Regions from separate parts of the Mus musculus genome. Here region 2 is linked to region 1. Evidence: chromatin contacts called from ENCODE Hi-C or POLR2A ChIA-PET data. All regions are on one chromosome and are shown on one strand. The core of a region is the stretch at or near the end of the contact, and the rest is flanking DNA. Distances in the headings are between cores, read along the strand shown.

Region 1 (7,372 bases), core at 1,974-4,473:
TGGAATTTTGATGGGGATTGCATCTGTAGATTGCTTTCGGCAGGATAGCCAGTTTGACTATATTAATCCTGCCAATCCATGAGCACGGAAGATCTTTCCATTTTCTGAGATCTTCTTCAATTTCTTTCTTCAGAGACTTGAAGTTCTTATCATACAGATCTTTCACTTCCTTAGTTAGGGTCACACCAAGGTATTTTATATTATTTGTGACTATTGTGAAGGGTGTTGTCTCCCTAATTTCTTTCTCAGCCTGTTTATCCTTTCTGTAGAGAAAGGCCACTGATTTGTTTGAGTTAATTTTATATCCAGCTACCTCACTGAAGCTGTTTATCAGGTTTAGGAGTTCTCTGGTGAAATTTTTAGGGTCACTTATATATACTATCATATCATCTGCAAACAGTGATATTTTGACTTCTTCCTTTCCAATTTGTATCCACTTGATCTCCTTTTATTATCGAATTGCTCTAGCTAGGACTTCAAGTACTATATTGAATAGGTAGGGAGAAAGTGGGCAGCTTTCTCTAGTCCCTGATTTTAGTGGGATTGCTTCCAGTTCCTCTCCATTTAGTTTGATGTTGGCTACTGGTTTGCTGTAGATTGCTTTTATTATGTTTAGGTATGGGCCTTGAATTCCTGAGCTTTCCATGACTTTTATCATGAAGGGGTGTTGGATTTTGTCAAATGCTTTCCCAGCATCGAACGAGATGATCATGTGATTTTTGTCTTTGAGTTTGTTTATACAGTGGATTATGTTCATAGATTTCCGTATATTAAACCATCCCTGCATCCCTGGGATGAAGCCTACTTGATCATGATGGAAGATCGTTTTGATGTGTTCTTGGATTCGGTTTGTGAGGATTTTATTGAGTATTTTTGCATCAATATTCATAAGGGAAATTAGTCTGAAGTTCTCTTTCTTCCTTGAATCTTTGTGTGGTTTAGGTATCAGAGTAATTGTGGCTTCATAGAATGAATTGGGTAGAGTACCTTCTGTTTCTATTTTGTGGAATAGTTTGAGGAGAGTTGGAATTAGGTCTTCTTTGAAGGTCTGATAGAACTGTGCACTGAACCCATCTGGTCCTGGGCTTTTTTTGGTTGGGAGACTATTAATGACTGCTTCTATTTCTTTAGGACCTAAACACTTTGAACCTTGTGTCTGTTCTGGTAGCACTAGGTGGGAAGGCAATCCCCTAGAGGTGGACACCTAAGTGATCATCTGGGGAGACCTTTCAGGACTTGCTCTGACCTGTTCTTCGAGGTCTGGGGAGATGGCTGTTGTATCTGTCTGGACTTTGGCACTCTGAAACTGGAGTCTCCCTTGTTCTGGCAGCCATACTTGCTCCTTCTAGGAAGTTAGGGTGAGGAGAATAAGCGTAACACATGGTCTCTTAAGTGCAGGACAGGGGGATCCTACTGATGAGTTGGTTATTTGAGCTAAGGGGGGGTAGACCTGTAGGCCACTTGCAGATGAAATCAGCAATGCAAAGGCCCAGGTAGCCAAGCACACTATCTACCCTGTACACAGAGGGATGCCTTCTGACTTGATGGGAAGAGCCCACTCTGGACTCAGACCAGGGCCAGACCAGCTCTTAACTTTGCCTGTCATCTATGAGCTGCTGCCCAGCCCTTCGCTCTCTACACCGCTGTAGGGAAACACGTAAGATCACAAATATTCCGGAACAGGCTCTCAGAGAATTCAGCTCTCTGCTCCAGTAAGCATAGAGACATTTGATAGTTTCGTTTGTTAAATACTATAAGATTTGTGGCTTATTAGGGTGAATCACCAGCCCTGTGGTTCCTCCCAACCCAGAATGTCAACAGTGTTCTGAAATAATAGCTTTTGGGAACAAATAGAAATAATTGTGATGAGTTAGTGCAGGGACAACACAAAAGACTTGCTGCAAAGAGTCACTGAATCCAGATTCCTCAAATGATCCCTAAAGAACTTTCCTGTTCATCGGGTGTGCTTAGCACAGCCCATGCCATCTGCTAGGGCCTCTGTCTATGCTTGTAGCTTGAAATGGAGGTGTTTGTACATGTTGCCTTGTCATTCCCCAGAAGAGGCAAAGCAGCAGAACAGACTGCCAGACCTTGCTGCTGCTCATGTCAAAATGCATAGTCATAGTTCCTTCTCCATATCTAGTAATGGATAATAAAAGTGTGGACCCTCTCATTGCAGGATTTTGAACTCAATTGGCAGACAGACAGACACATACACACACAGAGAGAGAAAGAGAGGTTCTGTTTCTCCCACCAGATGTTCTCAACCTTCCTAATGGTGTGACCCTTTAATAAAGTTCCTCAGGTTGTGGTGACTTCCTCCCCAACTATAAAGTTATTTTTTGTTGCTACTTCATAACTGGAATCTTGCTACTATTATGAATCATAATGTGAATATCTGATATACAGGATATCTGATATGTGACCCCTGTAAAACGGTCATTTGGCCCTCAAATGTGTCGAAAACCACAGGTTGAGAACCACTGTTCTTGAATAAACTTATGTTCTGACTCTGCTGATTACAACGTGAAAGGCTCAGAATGAGAGGGTCTAGACACATCTGTTCTGGGTGTTGGGGTCACTCTTGCACATAGCCCTTCCTTTGAATGTTTGCCCTTTCCAGCCTGTCTTGATAACCACCTCATTCATAAGGATGTGCAGTGTTGTCTATGGAGTTTTTGCCTGGCATGTCCTTCAGACTATGTGGGAGTGTATCAAGATAATTTTGCAAAATGAAGCTTAGTTTTTCAGAAGGGTCAGCCTTAAAGACTGTGGTTAGCGAATCACTTCAGTGCAATCTATTCTGCATTCCTGTTTTCTCACCTCCATTCCCTTCTGCTCCATTCCTCCCACTCCTCAGGCGTTTCTATGAGTCTTTTGTTTGTTCATACAGATGTAAGCCAACTATAAGGATTATCAGCCCTCCTTTTTGAAAAGCAAGATGCACCACACCCAGCTTTCTCTGTGCTCTTGGTACTTGGGGCTGTGTCCTGGGTTTCCTTCTGTTATGGAACCTTTGAGTTTCTCCGCACCTTTTCTTTAGCTGTGCAGTATTCTGTGCCCTGGATTTTCTCAATTTACTTTTCCAAAATAAAGATCTTGAAGTTTTGCCAATATTTGTAACATTTTAAACAATACAATACTGAGTACTTGATTCATTGTAGGGTCAGCAAGTGAGGAAGCTGCAGAGGCAACCAAATGGCAGAACTTGGCAGAGACTCAGTGCTGTGGGGCTGGGAAGAGGAGCCCTGCCTCACGGTCTAACTCTGCAGAGCTTTTGTGAAGCCCTTGCCACTTAGGATCAAGATCTCAGTAGAAGACCAGGTGGCCTTTCTAAACGTTTTGCTCTGCGCTTGTTCCCAAGTCTTCATTAATTTTTTAACATCTAGGAATTGTTTTCATCCTACTCTTGCTCTCTTTGGAAATTTAAAAATAACATAAGTTAAATGCCTATGTTTACCACTTTAAGATGACAAGAGTCTGGGGAGACAGCTCAGCCTGTAAAGTGCTTCAATGCAAGGATGAGGGCAGGGTTTGGATTCTTACATCCTAACCATAAGGAAAAGCAGAGAGCAATGAATGAATCCTTCTTAGTTCTCTTTCTCCATATAATGCAGTTCAGGACCCCACCCAGGGAGTGGTGCCACCACTGAAGGAGTGTCTTCATAGTGAGGCCCATCTCCCAGGTGACTGTAGATTCTGTCCTATTCATTGTTAACACCAGGCATCACACCCAGCCTCACTGAATGAGGGGAGGTGAACATTCCTATTGTCATCCTTGGGCTTACCCACATGTGCACACATGTACTCATGCTCTCACAGACAAGTATGCTCACATACATACATGAATCTATATACATATATATATATATATATATATATTCATGTACACCACATACACTCATACAAACATTGGGAATTAAATGATTTTTATTTTTATGGTTAAGAGAACATGGTGTTATTTGGATGCTTGGACTTGTAGTTTTATTTTTACTTCAGGAGTATTCTGATATTCAATGAGTAGAAAATCAGCTGTGGTATGTTCAGGCTGGCTTTCCTTCCCAAGAGTAAGTGTGAAAATGGATACTCAGACCCTGGGAAAAAGACCAACTGCCAATCCTACAACATAAAGGAAAATATTTTTTAACTCTGTTAAGAGAAAGGTGAGGGAGATGGTTAATGAGCCCATGTTTTAGCTCGTGTTTACTCTTAGGCTCACTCTGTGTGTGTGTGTGTGTGTGTGTGTGTGTGTGTGTGTGTGTGTGTGTGTGTGTGAAGATGTTGATAAGAAAGAGACTTTGAGAGTTTTAATTTTCAGATTTGGGTTGAATTCCAAGCCAGACCCAAATGCAAAATGTGTAATGAAATGCCAGGAAAGAAAGTAGGAAGTGAAGGGTTCTGGAAACAGGCGGGCATATCTGAACCTCCAGGCTCACCAGGCAGTGAGTGTGCTGAGCTGGGGTTGAGTGGCTGAACTAATTCTAAAGGCTCAGTTGACTACCCATGTGCCCTCCTTTGGGTAATTGTAGAGCACATCACCCAAACTCAATTTTAGACAGTAGACAGAACCTGAGCTTGGCCTACCCCATTATGGCTTCATGTTGTCCAGACTAATCTAATTTCTTTAAGTGGTATCAATGGTAAGCAAGCAATACATGTGATTTATCTCAACATTAATAAGGCATGGCATTGAAGAACAAAATCAGAAATGTTCCTTATAAGGATAACAAATTATTTTTAATAGTTCTAAAGGGCAGCCACTTTTGTGGGTACAAAATTAGCAAAAGCTGTAGGCCCCTGGACTGTGTAAACTCAGGCACAAGCATTCAGCCTGCTGGGCTCCCTTGAGGTATTTGCTGTTAGCACCCAAAGCATATTGGTCCGCACACTAGCTTGTAGATCACTCATCTGCAGAGAAAACAAAGAATCAGCAGTGAGAAAGAAGCCTGTCATCTGTGCAGGGCTCTCCTGTGGTCTGCTCTTTGACCCTTTGCAGATGTGCTGATCTTATTAAGGGATGTAGCAGCCACATAAGGATCATCTTGGTACTTGTATTTTCAAATGACTGTCCGATTTGATGTGAAGTAGACTTTTGCTTGCCTGGTCCTTACTCTAGGGAAATGACTCTTAAAAAAAAAAAAAAGTCATTTTAAAAGCGTCTTCTCTGCCTAATCCTGTTCCCCTTGAAACAAAACATCTCCCTTCACAGCCTGGCTCCACAGCAGAGAGGCTGGCAAAGCCATGCTTGCCACAGTGCTACTGCTCCCATCCCTGTTCTGCATTAACAGCCCCAGCAGATTTGAGCCTCCTCCCCTTCTTCTTCTGCCTTCTTCCTCCTTTTCCTCATTCTCCTTATCCTCTTCCTTATTTTCTTTCATAAATTCTTTATTTTTTAAATTAAAGTAAATTAAGGATTTCCTCAATAATGCATGGCAAGTGCTTGCATTGACCCTCACCAATGTGTTTGTCTTTCTCTTCCTTCTTTCTTTTCTCTTTCTTTCTCCCTTCCTTCCTTCCTTCTTTCCTTCCTCTTTCTTTCTCTCTTTCTTTCTTTCTTTCTTTCTTTCTTTCTTTCTTTCTTTCTTTCTTTCTTTCTTTCTTCCTTTCTTTCTTTCTCTCATAGTTTGTTTCATGTTCTCTGAATCATCACAGTTGTTTTTGGCTGTTTGTTTTATGATTTTCCTCACTGCATAATAGTTGAAAACTAAAACCCTGAGCAGAGGGCTAGAAGGTGTTTCCATATCTGCCCTCAGGAACCACCAGCATCCCGGTTCCCATCCCTCCTCAGGAACCACTCTTACCTCCTTTAACTGTCCTGGCCTTGCAGTCTCCACCAGGCAGAGGCTGTTTTTTGTGGGCAATTTACAGCTGAGGAAAGAGGACGTCTTTGTCTGGCCAGTTCCTTGTAACACTGCTAACACCCAGGTTGACTGTGGAGCTCACAGTCCAAACACATGGCCCTAGAGCCATGATCTCATTCCTTCCCCACACACCACATCTCACCTTAACTGTGCTGGGCAGCTGGCATGCTTTCCATGGAAGGTCATTATAGTGTTATAGCCTTCTACTACCTTATTAACACACAGTTAGTCATTCTTGACTTCATGCTGGTGTGCATGTGTTCCTGGAAATTCACTTTATTGAACCGCTTTTCCAAGTTGTTTGAGTCTTGCTGAATTCTAATTCAAGCCCTCAAGATTCTGGCCTGATTCTATGGAGGATCCAGTGCAGCATCCTGCCTGGAGAGCACTCTAGGCATATTGGTACCAGTGTCCTCAGCAGGTCTAGGTCAAACTGAATTGGAGGAAGCTCAGACTGAGCATCACATTGATTGTCAGAGGCAGGAATTATTTACATAGTATCTTCTTTTAAATTTGTTTTTATTTCAAGTTTGGAGGATTCCTCAGTAACTTCATAATAACTTTAGTACTACAGAAATCTAGCCACTTCCTTTCAAGTCCAGGCTTATCTATCCTGCCCTGGTAGCTACTACTAAGACTCTGGGAATTGGAGTGGTTTATGGAAGCCATAAAGACCTTTGGGACATAAAGATTACCACCTAGGAAAGGTAACTCACATAGCACTGATGAAATCACTGCCAGCTCACCACACAGTGATTTGCAAAGTACGGGAAGGAACGGCTGTTAGGCTAAGAGGAGCATTGCTGATAAAGGGTATTTGCTTTTTGTGTGATTTCCACAGTTCATGAATCTGGATGTTGGTTCAACCAGAGGAGGGTATAACAGGATCCACCACTGCAGGTGCCCTCAGTTGCAGTGAGAGTAAAACTACCCTCTCCTATAAATACCCAGTGGCCTCTATCTAGGAAAACAAGGATATCAGTTAGACTGGCAATTGCTTAAAGCAAAGGGTTCAAGAGTCTTCACTCTTTAGCTTTCCTTATTTTTCTGGCATCTTGTTTTCTCTGGTAACACATTCCCTGCCACTTCAAAATCCAGAGATGATCACCTGAGAATCCTGAGTCTGTGTAGTGTCATTGAACATCTGGTCAGCTCGATACCTACAGGTACAGAAGCATACTCCCATCTCCAAGGGGAGAGGAGGGGGGTTATCCTGAAGCCAGATATGAGTGATTGTGGCCTGGTGACACAGACTTAGGTTATACTAAAAGCAGTTTCATGAAGTTTTCATAGAAAGAAGCAGAAAAGGCTGGGAATAAGACACTTTTCTAGTACACTGGTGGAGATGTGTTAGAGGTGGGTGACAGCAAAGTGGGGGAACTTCTGCTGTCTGATGACTGACACTTTTAGGTTGCTGAAAGGTCAGGTCTGCTGAGTCAATACATCCCAAAGGAAAGCTAGCGCTTTGTCAGTGCGTCCGAATGATTCATCTGCTGGGCAGAGCTGTCAGG
Region 2 (7,372 bases), core at 2,950-5,449, 140 kb after region 1:
AGTTTAGTGTTTTGGCTTGGTAGATTAAGCCCATACTCTCTTGAGGCAAAAAAAACAAAACAAAAAAAAAATTAGATGATAAATTCCAGACCACCAAAATGAAAAATGAGGAAAGGCAAATGGTCAAACAAACAAGCAAACAAACACAAGGAGGTCTCTCTGTATCAGCTAAAGCGCTGGAAGGATGTTATCTGCATCCTCTTGGTGAGTTCCCATCTCAAGGCCCTGGCTTCTGTCCTCTGTGCTTGAGACCAAGCAGTAAAGGAGCACAGGTGGTAGGCAGCCAACAAGTGTGTCACAAGTCAGGGTAGGTCAGCGACTGCCCCATCACCAAAGTCCAAATGTGATTATAAAAGGGCAGCTCTCTTGCCACATGCCTCTGACAAAAGCTGATGCTCCCTAGTGAGAGTTTAGGTCATTCAGCAGAGGCTCTGCCCTTCCAGGTGTGTCCTCTGCCTGGACCTTTGCAAACAGATACTCGTCCTACCTAGGGTCCTGCAGAGCTGTAGCTGCCATTGTCACAGTGTGACACATAAAATGCAAGGTGATACCACTATGTGATGAATGAACAGTCGTGCAGCTGGTGAAGAGGTCAACAGTGTCTCCTTCAAGTTTGTGTTTTCACAGCCCACTTCATCGTGAGGTTCTGCTAAGCTGTACCGATACCCTATTGGACTCTGGAGGCAGTTCAGATATTGAGTGGAGGTCTGGAGCCATGTTGGTTACCACTGAGCTGTGTGACGCTGAGTGGAGCCCTTTCCTTGTTTGACGCCTCACTGCTTCTGTACCCTGAGTGAAGAGCAGAACCTGTGTCATCTCACTGGTTTTTGCATCATAGGCATGCCTGGTCACCTCTAAGAGAAGTGCCTTTCTCTCCTTGGGATCTGAGCTATGCTAGATCTGAGACCCAGTATGGCGGTTTGGGGGATGTTACCTACCTTCCCGCATGATGTTCTATAAACTGTGTCAAGAAATGCTGTTTCTACTCGCCTTTCTCCCCCACTGGGAGAAACCCCAGATGACCATCAGGTTACAGGGCCTGTGTACTGTGTGCCAATGACTAAGGAAGAAAGGTGCTGGTCTCAGATACTAACCTGTCTAACCAGCAAGAGATAAGAAAACTATACCAGGCTTGTTAGTCTCAAAATTTCTATAGATCAGAAAACACTACAGGTTCAGTTTCTCTCTTCATCGAGAGATATAAAAGCAAAATGATCCTTTATATCTATTACCTAAATGTTCTTGAGGAGGAGGCCCAGTGAGGTTGCTGTGTGGAGCACCAAGTCCTCCAGAAGAGGCCTCCTTTGATCTGGCTTTTAGTTTAAGCAGAGTCCACTGTGCCAGCCCTGCAGCCATGTTTGTGAGAAACTGCCACACTCAGCCTTAGGTCAAGAAAGCTGAGCATAGTTGAGGTTGGGATGATCAAACCCAAACAGTTTCCTACAATTATATTTTTAGTGCATCTATATATTTGTTACAGAGTGTGCTACATGCTAAAAATATTTCCCTTTGTAGGCCAATGGAAATTACAAAGCACACTGAGGGAACACAGGTAAGATAGTTTTTAGTGTGCTAGGGGCACCCTGGTTGTTATCAGCCTCAACTTTACAGCATGACATCACTCATGCCTCAAAGCATCACAACTAAATTCTTGAATTTCAACAGCTTTGTTGCCATAAAACCATAAAGGAGTACAGCAAAACTCAATATACGGAGCTCAGGACCAGGACTCCGGGGAAGTAAGTGACTGGGAGTCACCAGCAACAGCGACAATCCCTTCAACCTGGCTTCCTATTTCCTGGGATGTCTGGCTGCTGCCTCTCAGACAAAAGCTTCATCTCTTTTCCTTCCCTGTGTCCTTTCCTCGAGGTGCTTTCAGGCCTGCTCTGAGCCACCAAGCACACATGTGCTTCCCCTCAAGGCTCTGTGCTTGTGCTTGTTATAAAGTTACTATGAGGTTTATTATTCTCCAGAGTTCTTGGTGCCCCCTTCTCAAAGTATGTTTTGTTGTTGAGGTGGTGGTGGTGGTCTTTTGTAGTTGTTGTCTTAGTTTGGTTTCTGTGGGGGGTTTTGGTCACTGGTTTCGTAGTTAGAGATATTTGCCTGAGTTTTGGAGTTTTACATAAATCCTTTAAGAAACTATGGCAAACACAAGAATATGTAAGTTGTTTAACTATCTGAATGTAGTTTTTAAATCTCTAGTGTGTGAGTTTTTCTTTCTCTGTCACTTTTAAAAGACTTTTAAAAAAGCATTTGTTTGTGTGCATGAATGCCATATATATATGTGTGTATATATATACATGCAAAAAGGTCAGAGTGTATATCTGATCCCCTAGAGCAGGAGTTCCAGGAGGTTGGGAGCCTCTGAGTATGGGTGCTGCAGTCCACACTTGGATCCCCTGGACAAGCAGAAAACATTCTGCCTGCAGAACTTTCTTTCTGTCCCCTCCATTGATTTTTGAGTTGGAGTGTCTCACTAACCCTAGAGTTCACTGGTTATTAGACTGGCTGCCTAGCAAGCCCCTGCAGTTTTCCTGTCTTGGCCTCCCAGTTCTGGGATCATGGCTTGGTTGTTTTATGTTTTTTTCTATTTTTTTTTTTTTTTTTTAGTTTTTAGGGTTTGTTTTCTTTTTGGGGGGGTGTTCTTGTTTTGTTCTGTCCTGTTAATGAGTTTATGAGATCCACATTCAGGTCCTCATGCTTTTAACAAAGGGTTTTACCCATCGAGCCTTCTTTTCCAGCCCTAAGAACTGTAATTGTTTTTAATGTAATTTAATTCTTTCCTCTGTCCCATTTTAAATATTAGAAAATTCAAGATGAAAGCGGCTGTTATATGGGAGAGACTCTGTTAGGAGCATCACACATGATACTGATGTATGTCTACTCAGAAGTCTGTAAGATCAACATTGTTGCACCCATTTTATAGATGAGGCAACTAATGAGTCCATCTAACTTGGAAGCCCCTGTTAATTAGTGCTTTGGGTTTGCAACATTTCCACAACTGAGACTTAATTGTGCTGATACATTCAGAGGAGTGTCAACATGCCACTGTATGGTCAGTTTCTTTGTTTGTTTTGACACAGTATTACCATGCATCCTAGGGTGGCCTTGGACTCTTGATCCTCTTGACTCCATGTTACAAATGCTGAGATTACAGGTGTGACCACCAGGTCTTGCTTTGTTTTCCTTATTCCTGTAACAAGAGATAGCCTATTGTTTTGTATGAGAAGGGGCTACTAATAGAATTATTGATTCTACTTCATAATAACAGGGACCTGCTTCCTCTTGTCTTCCACTTGTCAATGGAAGGGGCAGGTGCTTGTTTGTAGTAGCTCAGATGGGCCACATCTCTCCAGGCTCCATCCAAGGACACTGAGTTCCTGTGGTTGTCAGAACAGGCTTTTCTATTATGATGTCACAACCCAGTTATTTGTGAGACCTTTGAAAGTTTACTTTGGTTCAAACTACCAGATAGGCTTTTGTCTGCAGGAAAAAGGTGGGGGTGGAGACTGTGGAGGAATTAAAGATTACCCTTGTGCTTGCTTCATGCATCGTCTCACTTCACCCTCAATAAAGTGTGTGACTCTCACAGGCTCAGGGAGGTTGTGTGGCATGAGTGTTTGAGAAGCCGAGAGAGGGTACCTTGGTCTCAGTTCTCAGGGGCACCTTCCCCATTACACCTGGCCGTTGACCCAAGACAGTGAGGCCAGATTCACAGGATATCACAGAAAACAGTGACAGCTAGCTGGCTGCACTAGCCCGTTTTCTGATGACCTTGAACCTCAGACAGCAAGGCAAAGAAGATAAGCAAAGCTAAAACAAACCGCAGCAGTTGTATAATAGGTTAAAACTCATAACTAGGAATGCAGTCTGGACAATGTGGAGCTTGTTGACCACTTATTCACCTAGTATGTATGAGGCCTTGGATTCTGTGGGCAACTCAGAGAAGTGGGAGGGTCCTAGGAGCCTGTTAGTCTTATCGTCTGAGGTATAACGTAGAAGTATAAATTGTCTCTTGCACCTGATCTCTTAGGGGTATCCATGATGCAAAGCTTTAATGTCCTGTAGAGCTTTTGCTTGTCTGACTGCTGAGCACAAAAGCTATGCTGTGTGTCGAGTGACTGGGTTGATCCCTTCTAGAGAGAAGCTATGTTTGGTATCTAAAGAACAATGAGGGTGTGCTGCTTGGCTGATCAGTGTGGGATCAAGTTCACATTCCCCAGCACCCACACTCCCCCTCCACACACGGTGGGTGGAAGCAGAGCAAGGAAGGGCAGGTCCTTTTTACCCTGGAGAGATGTGAGCTCTGGCTTTCCTAATATGGACACAGCTGGGCCTGGGGAGCATTAAACATTGATTTAATCCATGACTGGAGGAACGTCCCAGGAAGAAGAAATGGATTAATAACCAATCAGCACAGGCCCTTCTTCTTGTTTTCCCAGGGCACCTCCTTCTACGGAGCTAACTGTTCAGTGAACAAACACCCTGGAAACTGGCTTTCTATCATAATTATTTGTATTAGAGTTAGCAACCCTTCACAGTGGTAGACTGTACTTTCCTCTGTGTGTATGAGGGAGAGATTTTTATAATGCTTGTTAATAGAGATGATTCAGGCACAGTCTTCTGTTTGTAAATTGCAACTTATTTAAGTTCCTTTTAAAGGCCTGATGACCAACAATCTCTTCTGAGTGGGAAATTTTATAAAAGAATAGATTTTCTGGGGTCATAGACTTCTTACACAGCCCTTCCTTCACAGGCACATGGGACAGTGGCACATCCACTCGTGCACACACACTTCTGCACACCTTGGCACATGGGGCAGCGGCACAGACGCATGCACACACTTCTGCACACCATACCATGCCATGCCAAATCCCACCCCATGAAATGAAGGGAAAGTATCCACATGTGCTGCTGGCTTTCCAGCTAGTAAAATACCATCAGACAATATATGTGTGTTTGTGCCTTTGGGGAGATGTTTGTCATTAATTCTCCCAACATGCATGCATGAGGGTGTGTGTGTGTGTGTGTTTTCTAATCAAGGGAACCCATTTGGCTTGAGCAGGCTACCCACAACTTAAGGAAGTCAGCCAGCATGGCTACTCTTGAATGAAGCAATCCCTTTGTACATAGCAACGGGTCTTTTCCACTGGAATAGGCCTCCTCCCTGATTCTAGGCTAGATCTGTAATCAGACCATGGGAAGTGATACCTTCTGTAGACAGTGCTCTAGGCCAGCATTAAACCAGCACCCCCCCTCCCCCTCCCCCTCCCCCCAAAGACACGTGTCAAGGTCTTTGTGCAAGACCCAGAATTGTATTAACCATGAATCTCAAAAGTATTCCTTGCTTCTTCATGGGAGGGCCATTGAAATCTTATATTGTTTAAGTCTTTTTGTAGGCTTGTTTATTCATGTCCTTAGTTTATTCCTAAATAGAAGTGATGGGAAATGCTCCCTGTGTCAGCCCAACAGTCCATCCTCTTCATCATCATGTCTCCCTTCTTTCCACCCATGGGAACTTGCTGTCATAGAACACAACACCCTCTGTGTCATTGGCCTTCAAAGTTAGATGCCTCCCAAATATCTATAATTTTTTTTTGGTAGCTGTTACATATAGGACATCATTAAAAACACCCAAATTAGTGTTTCTCAGCACTGTTAGCACATTGAAATTACTGAAAAAGAGGACATTAAGATGACTGTGAGGCATAAATCATAGAGGGCCCCAAATGGTGAGATTTGTAACACCCCTACCCCAACACTCACCTCATATCAACACATCCCCTCACACCACACCACACCACACCACACCACACCACACCACACCACACCACACCACATACCCACACTGACACATACACACATACCCGTATTTATACTCTCTCTCTCTCTCTCTCTCTCTCTCTCTCTCTCTCTTACACACATACACACACACACACACACACACACACACACACACATTGTGAGACACATACACGGTGATTCTCAAAGAGGATTTAGAGGTAGGAACTGCAGATGGAAAGCCCCTGTATGTGATTTAGTATTTCACCTATGATGACCCTTTAAGGTTATAGTGTCTATGAGTAAATGTCAAGGTGACATGAAGAATTACAGTCAGGGGCTGGGGAGATGACACACTCAATAAAATGCCTGCCATGCAAGTGTGATGACCTGAATTTGATCCACAGAACAGGTATAACAAAGACCGGGGGAGGCAAGGCAGCCAGACTGTGGCCACCTTGTCAAGCTTCAGCCCAATGAGAGACCCTGTTTCAGAAACTAAAGTGAATAGTTCTCAAGGGACAGCGCCCAGGATTGACCTATTGCCTTTATGTTGACGTGCACACATGCATGCACATCTGCACACACACATTCATACACACACACACACACACACAAACTACAGCCATACTTATGGTGAAGAATATATGATAATGTCTCTTATAGCAGATGTTATGGGGTTGGGTTACATTTTGTGGTCTGTAATTTGACCTGGGATTAATCATATCCATATAATAAACAAGATTTTTAAAGGGACATGGTCACAGTGGATGTTCCATTCAGAACTTAAGGGCCAGGCTATATGAAGTGATAAAGGCACTGAAATTACCTAAGACCCATTGTCTCCATTCTTAAGCAGTGACCCCAAGCGGCATAGGCAGAGCAGCTTAAGTGTCCAGTGCTGTGTAAACTGCTTCTGTTGATAGTGAGCTGTTCTGGTTTTCTACCAGTTGCAAGGTTCTTGAGATCTCTGATAGCTGGCACTTCAGAACACCTTTCCTCTGGCCTTGATATCATTAAACTGGTCAACATTTTCTCCTCGCCTCTTCTCTTCTCTTCTCTTCTCTTCTCTTCTCTTCTCTTCTCTTCTCTTCTCTTCTCTTCTCTTCTCTTCTCTCCTCTTCTCTCCTCTCCTCTCCTCTCCTCTCCTCTCCTCTCCTCTCCTCTCCTCTCCTCTCCTCTCCTCTTCTCTTCTCTTCTCTCTCTTTCCTTCCTTCCTTCCTTCTTTTCCTCCTCCTCCTCCTCCTCTTCCTCCTTCTTGAATGGATGAGTGCTCAGCTGCATGTACACCTGCATGCCAGAAGAGGGCATCAGATCCCTTTGTAGATGGTCATAAACAGCCATGTGGGTGCTGGGAATTGAACTCAGAACCTCTGGAAGAGCAGCCAGTGCTCTTAAGCACTGACTTGTCTCTAGCCCCATGGTCAACATTCTTAAGACACCTCTGTGGTACATATGTGGTATTATCTTTACTGTTGTTGTTTCCTAATATTTTCTTTGAACTTCATAATGAACATAACCATATGGCTTTAGCATTCATATGTAACTTCCAAGTATTGTATTAATGGAGAGAAATGCTGGAAACATGACA

Evidence for each region. A loop is a pair of places that touch in the nucleus more often than their neighbours do. ChIA-PET counts read pairs that join two places held with the same protein, here RNA polymerase II (POLR2A).
Region 2: POLR2A ChIA-PET joins it to region 1 with 19 read pairs in Patski. The contact joins two enhancer-like sites. A Hi-C loop is called at or near these places in 2 of 37 maps with a recorded cell type or tissue (heart and left cerebral cortex). POLR2A ChIA-PET finds 5 or more read pairs at or near these places in 1 of 5 experiments (Patski).

Annotation. Positions count from the first base shown.
Region 1 is chr13:63,086,501-63,093,872 of GRCm38, forward strand. The region is part of intron 5 of Aopep (aminopeptidase O); the gene reads left to right. It overlaps Gm46422 (a long non-coding RNA gene), which reads right to left. Exons shown (of 3, transcript XR_001780981.2): 2 at 5,802-7,372; 3 at 1,295-4,908. Among named protein-coding and RNA genes, the nearest start is that of Gm46422, 4.6 kb to the right of the region's middle. Within about 2 kb of position 3,224, at least 1 of the 3 ENCODE cell types and tissues checked has a DNase peak (open chromatin) inside an H3K27ac peak, as active enhancers do.
Region 2 is chr13:63,227,637-63,235,008 of GRCm38, forward strand. The region is part of intron 11 of Aopep (aminopeptidase O); the gene reads left to right. Among named protein-coding and RNA genes, the nearest start is that of Gm16907, 66 kb to the right of the region's middle. Within about 2 kb of position 4,200, at least 1 of the 3 ENCODE cell types and tissues checked has a DNase peak (open chromatin) inside an H3K27ac peak, as active enhancers do.